2 separate regions of the Homo sapiens genome follow, and region 2 is linked to region 1. The links are chromatin contacts, found by Hi-C or POLR2A ChIA-PET in ENCODE. All regions are on one chromosome and are shown on one strand. Each heading gives the region's core, a stretch centred on a gene start or an enhancer-like site at or near the end of the contact. The rest is flanking DNA. Distances are from core to core; before and after follow the strand shown. Region 1 overlaps TGFBI (transforming growth factor beta induced). Region 2 has its middle 28 kb from the start of SMAD5.

Region 1 (3,619 bases), core at 476-2,975:
ATAGGAGGCCCACCCAGGGCAAATCTATCTCAGGCCTTCCTGAAGGGCCATGTGACAAACTCAAGGGGGTAGGAGGCACAGAAGCCTGTGACAGACAGGACCCCAGCATCTGAAACCAGGTGCGAGGAGATTCTTGAATGACCTGCTAAAGTCAAACAAGTCATCCCCGTGCCTACCTCCCTACATGCATATCTTCCTATGCTCCTCGTGAGAAACTGGTGAGCAATGGATGGCTGAAGACCAAGAGAGAGGAGCAGAGAGTAGAAGCCAGCCACACACTGAAGAGCGGTCCCTCCACAGAGGGGTCAGTGGCCTCTGCAGGTGCAGCCAGGGAGATTTCTGGAGCTCGGCTGGCTATCTGCTTTAGGAACACTCTTAGTGCAGTTACAAAGTTATATCATCAATGTGCAGAGCAAGGGAAGGCTCACAGAGCAAGTGTCAGAACTCAAAAAGCCTCTTGGGATGGTCTGGTTCATGGTACAACTCAGTGAAGCCCTGGGTTTGGGGGGTGGGATGGTGTGAGTACAGACTGATCTCTTCAGTCACATAACTAGTTGCCTACAACCTCCTTAAGAGAAGGAAGATCTAATAGCCTCTCTCAGATGCCAAATCAGATGCTCTATTCCCTTGTAAATCTGGAAGTTCTTACTCATGTCTAACTATGATCTCACTTGATTTCCCTGAAGACCCTCTTCTCTTTTCTCTTTTTCTTTGGACGAATTACACTCAGAGATTCGGGCTGCAACTTGAAGGTTGTGTGTGTATAATTCCATCCTGGGGGTGAGATATGTCCTGGAGCCCTGCCCTGGGGAAATTTAGCCAGCCTTTGATTTGCAGGACACTTACCAAGCTGACTTCCAGCTTGTCACCTTGGAGAGACTTTAGCCGCACCAGGGCCCCGATGCCTCCGCTAACCAGGATTTCATCACCAATGTGGTATTTCAGGATGTTGGCAAGTTCCTTGGCATCTCCTGCAGGTTGCGGGAAAAGGAGATAGAGTTAATCCCAAGAATGGTAATTAGCCTGGTCAAGGAGGGCCCAGAGGAGAAGATGTAAGTGGTCACCCCTGAAATGAAGAACTCCCTGCCCAGGGAATAAGCACTTATTAAGCTCCCACTGTATACTCAACGTTGTGACCCACAATCTGTCTAATGGTCAGAGGACACAAAGCACATGTTCATGACCACAAATCTGCCCCAGCAGTCAGTTGGCCTCTGGGTTAAATATGCTGTCTGGGATGCTGGGCTCCCTGGCTGCTGAGAAGGAGTTAATCCATACTCCTCTGTGAGTATGACTCATGTTTCCATGAGATAAATATTTGCTTGGAAAGCCAGGGACCTTTCCAGCACCGGCATCTGGGACGTTTCATCATCAGCATGGCTCCTGACGGTTATAACACAGTAGTGCAATATTTACACATTCTGCCCTCAAATGCACATTCTGTTTGAGATGGCTATTTCCTGAAGGGAGAACTTAAAAGAGTAGACAGCTGTACTGTGGAGGAGCCATGGAGCCGATGAGGTCAGGGCTGAGGGGGATATTCCCTCCGCAGCATCTCTCCTCGTCACGTCTCAGCATTCCTTTCAGCCCACATCAGTGTCTCCAGCAACTGGGGCAGGCATCTGGTTGCCCATAAAGGTGCAGAGGCATTTCCCAAATTAAGTGTGGGAGGTCATTCCGAAAGTTTCCAGCTGCCCTCTCATCTCGGATACTCCCATTACCAGCCAAAGGGCTAAATTTCCCCAGGGCTTATGAACAGCTATTTCCAGCATCTTGAAACTGAGAAGGGAGGAAGTTTTAACTTATTTTGGAGAGTTCACTTGGTTATTGACAAATCCACATGCCTGCCAGAGGATGGAGCCACTGGGTACCAACTGATTTTCAAACATCCACAACCTGGAGCTGACAAGGTTCCCCTTCCACAAAATATTGCCTGGAAGTACAGAGCCACACCAGCCCCTGGGGTGCATGGGATGTCCTTTCAATATCTCTAACACCTGTACCAACCTCTAACACTCTCTGTCCCCCAGGGGTGCCTCAGGCCTGGGGGAGGGTGTGTTTGGGAAGCTTTTCCCATCCCCCTCCTCAACTCCCACATAATTGAAAACAAAAAGAAAGCCAAGCTGGCTCAGGCCACTTGGGGAATATTCCATTCTTGCTGGACAGAGAGAGGATGAAAAGTTTATGTTCAGAATGAACTTCTCCCCTCTCCTTAGGAACATACGTCAGCATCACAGACACAGGCATTCATTTAGCAATAAAGAAAATTAAACAGGACACGAATTCAACTTAGAGCTGCCTGCAACCTGAACTTTCTATTCTGCTCTAGAGCAGGAAGGGAGGTGTAGACAATGTGGGCCCCAAGGTTTGTCAAGGTCCTTCCTCTTCCTCCTCCTTTTCCTTGGTCTCATCTTTCTGTGAGAGTGGAAGCATCTCTCACAGGCATGCATCTGAGCTAAACACTGCAACTCCCATTCCTGCTCCCCCCGCCCCCATCGTCATGGCTATTACTGACCAGGCTGTCTGCCTGGCCCTGTGTGTGGCATCCTATTTAATCCTCCCAACACAGGCTGCAAGATACTCTTACCTTCCTCATTTTTCTTAGCCACCCGTAACCACTAGATCCCCTGCCAAACATCCTCAACTAGATCTCTCAGAGCCATGACTAACTTCTTGGGAAAGCTTTTGTCTGGAGGGATAGTCAGTGCAGGTAACTGGCTTTATTATCACTGTGCTCATAGGTCTCCAGTGGGAAACGTGCCTCAGTGACTGGGCTGGTCGCAGCCACCCTTAATTCTTTTCTACTCCTCTCTGCCCGGTTTCCTGCCCAGGAGGCTGAGCTCTATGAACTGCATCAGTGGGCTCCCTCCTGCTCTCGCATCAGCCAACAAGAGACCCAGATGGCAACTGTCTGAGAGGGAGGCTGGGGCGCTGAGTGGTCCCCCTTGCATGGTTCTGACAGTGGCTGGCTGCACATGGCTCTGGCTGCTGTTCTGTGCCCTTGTCCAAGGCTCATGACCTCCCTGGTTCCTGCTCTCATCCTCCCATTCCCCCAGGCCTAGGGGTAGTAAAGGCTTCCCAGGGTTGCTAGTCCCTGGTTGGCCTCATCCTTTGCTAGTTCCTTTAGTCCCGCCCACTCTTTCACTAATAGTCTTGTCATAAAATCCCTTCAAGTCAATCCTTGATGTGCCAACTGTTTGCTGCTGGGGCCCTGAGGGATCACTACTTTAGAAAAATGGAGACGTGTACTTAAGTTGGTCTTTACCCAAGAGTCTGCTCCGTTCTCTTGGTGGCAGGGCTCGGAAGGCTTCATTTGTGGGAGCAAAGACTGTGTAGACTCCTTCCCGGTTGAGGGTCTCCGTCAGTCCTGCAGACTGGATGGCAGCTACCAGCATGCTGTAGATACACACACAGAAAATGTCACCTGTCAACAGGTATTTTCCTTAAATACCTCACCACGCTGAGAGGTATTTTCCTTAAATACCTCACCACTGAGGATAGTAGAGTCCAGGCCACTGGAATGCACACACCTTGGTTTTCATGCCCTCCGTATGCACAAAGAGGGAGTGATTCCAGGCTCCAGCTCTCTCCACCCAGCAAAAATGCTAAGCTCTGTTAA
Region 2 (3,619 bases), core at 610-3,109, 46 kb before region 1:
GCTTATTGAACTTCTACTATATGCTAAGTGTGATAGCCCTCATTTCACATCACCCCCAGGGCAATTGTATCCCTAAGAACTATTATTCCCCCATGCCTTTTTTCTTTTTTGTAGAGACAGGGCCTCACTCTGTCACCCAGGCTGGAGTGCAGTGGTATGATCATAACTCACTGTAACCTCAAACTCCTGGGCTCAAGTGATCCTCCCACCTCAGCCTCCTGAGTATCTGTGATTACAGGCACATCCCACCACACCTGGTTAATTTAAAAAAAATTATTTTTGTAGAAATGGGGTCTCACTCTGTTGCCCAGGCTGGTCTCAAACTCCTAGGCTCAAGTGATCCTCGCACCTCAGCCTCTCAAAGTATTGGGCTTACAGGACTGAGCTACTGTACCTGGCCCTATTATTCTCACTTCATAGGTGAGGAAACTGGGGCACAGAGAGGGGCAGAAACTTGCCCCAAGCTACACATCTGGGATTAGTGGAATGATGATTTACACCAGTGAAGACAGAGGTAAGCAGGGAAAGTCAGCCCGGGCAAGGAAGGGGATAAGGTAATACAGGACTTTGTGCGATTGAGTGATAATTCCTTAAAATTTCAAGGCTTCCACTGACTCCCCACCTGTTTTTCATTCATTTCTTTGAGAAACACTTCCTCTGTACTGCCTATAGATGGTCAACAAGTGTTGACTTGACAACGGAGATGTTTATTGGTAGGTTTCTTATGTTAAAAAAAAAAGGCTCATGCTTCTCCCCTTTGGGGTGTGTATCAGATGGCTGGTGGACGCAGGAAAAAAGCCCCATCACTGCTGCTGCTTCATGGCCGAGAGCCGCAGATTAGAGTGGATTCCTGAGATGGGGGACCAGCCAACCATCCCAAGAGCAGGAAGACAGGAGGCACAGAGAGTCGGCAGATCAAGCCCAGGTCCGTGACCACCATCCTTCTCCAGAAATGTCTCAGGGTAGATATAAGCAGTGCCAGGGGCAGGCCCTTGAGCTGGGACACCCCACTCTGCCATCAAGCAAGGGACCTGGGGCAAGTCCTTCCCACTCAGGTAGGACCTCAGTTTCTACACCTGGAAAGTGAAGAAACTGAATGAGGTCTAAGGTCTGCCCCAGTCCCAAAGGTCTCTGCTGTGTCAAAGAAGATCTGGGTCTCTCATTATTCCTGAAGTTGAGAAAGCTACTTTACCTATTATTTTATCATACTCAAACACTTTGATGGTAACAGAATCTGTGTTTTTTTCCCTTGGTGTGTTATTTTAAGTTATTAACTTCTTTTCATTATCTTTATCTTTGATCAAAGCCACCTATTCTTCATTGGATCTGAATTTACTGATAGACCAAATGAATCTAAAAGCTGAATTGCTACCCTCTCACCCCCATTCCCTCCGACATCCACCGACAACCAATTTGCTGGGTAGAGCATATAAATACTATGCACGTTTGCGGCACTTTGCAGGCTACCTTTTGTTTCTCTTCTGGAGGGTTTTCATGCATCTGAGCTAAAGGAGACAGAGCGTGAAGAAGCTGAAAGATCTAACAGAGAGGAAAGGCCGGAAGTTTACAGGGAAGATGGCTGATCCTTGCCAATGGGGTGAAAAAGTCAGACATCTGGTTGCTAGTTGTGTTTCCTGCTGAAATTCAGGGCAAAAGGTCCCCTACAAGTTTGGGTCTGGGACGGAGGAAAAGAAAGGGAGTAGGAGGGTAGTTGTGAGACAGGAATCCTGCAGCCGGGGAAGGGGGAAGTGACAGGCAAAGACAACTGTTCTATGTGCTTTCAACTCAAATCTTCTTCTAAGAGTGGGAAGGAGATTTGGCAAAATATTCAAAGCAATCCAGCTTCCGGGGGGTGAGCAGTATCTGAGAGGCCCTTACAGGTTTGCTCTTGGCTCAAGTATGCATTTTCAGGAGGAGCTACGAGGCTGCAATCCAAAGTTCTGCCTGATAACAGAAGCTAGGAGTTAACCTGGAATTCCTTATTACCACTGCAGATTAGCAAGAAGGGAACAAACAGATACCCAGATGTTTTGTGTGTGCGTGCCTTATTGCTATAATCCTTAACAGCACTTTGTGTTTTATGCTTTTACAAAGGACAAGGCCCTACATCCGATTCCAACCATCCCATGTTGATGAAGGATGAGTTAATCTGGAGTTAAACTAGGCAGGTTGGGACTATTAACCCCCATTTCGCAGGAGAAGAAACATGCTCAGAAAAAAGAAGCAAGTCGACCCACATTGCAGAGCCGTATCAGGCCTTGATTAGGTCTCCAGGCCCAGACTTGTACCCTAATATCTCATGTCACCAGGAACTGTAAAGAAGCCTGAGCTTTGTGTGTGGCCCCTGTAGCATTCAGTCCAAAGTGCTGCTTTTGAGCCACATGGTATAGAACTAATTCTTTGACCTTGTTGACTCCTGTAGCATTTTGGAGTAATTTCTGATCCAATGAATATTTGTGTCACAACCAACCAACCTAACATTAAATTCAGTTTTCCTTGAAATGAACTCCAATTACTAGCTCTTATTTTATATTAACAATTGTTACATCGACACTACACAACTCTTTCAACATTCTAATGTTTAAGCATTATCGTATTAATACAATATCCAGGAAAACAGTTTATGTTTTATATTTAAACCTTCAAATAAAAGTGATGCATTGGCCTTCCTTTCTTCTCTCCTTTCATTCATCATTCCACAGATATTTATGAAGCACTGAGCCTGGTGCTGGGGACACAGCAGTGAACCAAACAGGCAAGAACTTTGACTTCATGATGATGAAGACTGACAATACACAAATAGACACATCTGAAAATACAATAAGTCTTCATAAATGCCTAGAAGAAAAGAAGTGTGCTATGGCAGAAAAAAAATTAACCGAAGAGCCTATATTCAAGATGAAGAGGGAGGCAAAGAGGCCACGAAAGAGGAATAAACAAAAGGAGGATACCAGCAAAGGCCAAGACAGGCTGGTTTCAGGAGCTAGAGCTGAGGAACACCAGTGTGGCCTGAGTTCCTAAGAGGCTTCACAGGGGGTAGCTAAACCAACAAGTGCATTCAGCAAGACATTGTGGAGTCTGTTTGCACTATGAACCTCTGTTTTCTCATCTGTAAAGTTAGGAGAGTGATACTAACCACACCAGATGTTTGAGAGAATGATTAGCCTCCAGCCCAGTAAAATGGAAATCCCAAGTCAAGATATGCAAGTGTGCCTTTGTAATACCAGCTTTGCTTCATTGTAATGTTTTCCTGATCTTCCTCAGTGGTGACTGGAGCACTTTGCTTTGGGTTATTCCTGCCCCTAAACTATTAAATGATCTATACACAAATCTTGCAGGGTTGCACCATGCAGGGATGCTGTAGAGCTTTGGTCCTGGGCACTGCGTCACCCTCTAATTTATGACTCAAAAGCATTCCAGTACTAATGGTAGGGGTCTAGCATTATTAATATATAAGGCTGCTGTTTGTGTGTGGAAGAAAACATTCTTGGCCGAGTGCAGTGGCTCACGCCTGTAATCCTAACACTTTGCAAGGCCAAGGCAGGAGAATTGCTTGAGGCCAGGAGTTTGAGACCAGCCTGGGCAACAAAGCAAGACCCTCTCTCTAAAAAAAATTTTT

What was found. Hi-C counts contacts between places; a loop is a spot of excess contacts on that map. ChIA-PET counts read pairs that join two places held with the same protein, here RNA polymerase II (POLR2A).
Region 2: a map of Caco-2 shows a loop between it and region 1 (2.8-fold over the local background). The contact joins two enhancer-like sites. A Hi-C loop is called at or near these places in 1 of 168 maps with a recorded cell type or tissue (Caco-2). POLR2A ChIA-PET finds 5 or more read pairs at or near these places in 1 of 52 experiments (A549).

Annotation. Positions count from the first base shown.
Region 1 is chr5:136,056,442-136,060,060 of GRCh38, reverse strand. TGFBI (transforming growth factor beta induced) reads right to left here. Exons shown (of 17, transcript NM_000358.3): 12 at 3,266-3,396; 13 at 847-971. Among named protein-coding and RNA genes, the nearest start is that of TGFBI, 29 kb to the right of the region's middle. Within about 2 kb of position 1,725, at least 22 of the 41 ENCODE cell types and tissues checked have a DNase peak (open chromatin) inside an H3K27ac peak, as active enhancers do.
Region 2 is chr5:136,102,791-136,106,409 of GRCh38, reverse strand. No RefSeq gene overlaps it. Among named protein-coding and RNA genes, the nearest start is that of SMAD5, 28 kb to the left of the region's middle. Within about 2 kb of position 1,859, at least 2 of the 41 ENCODE cell types and tissues checked have a DNase peak (open chromatin) inside an H3K27ac peak, as active enhancers do.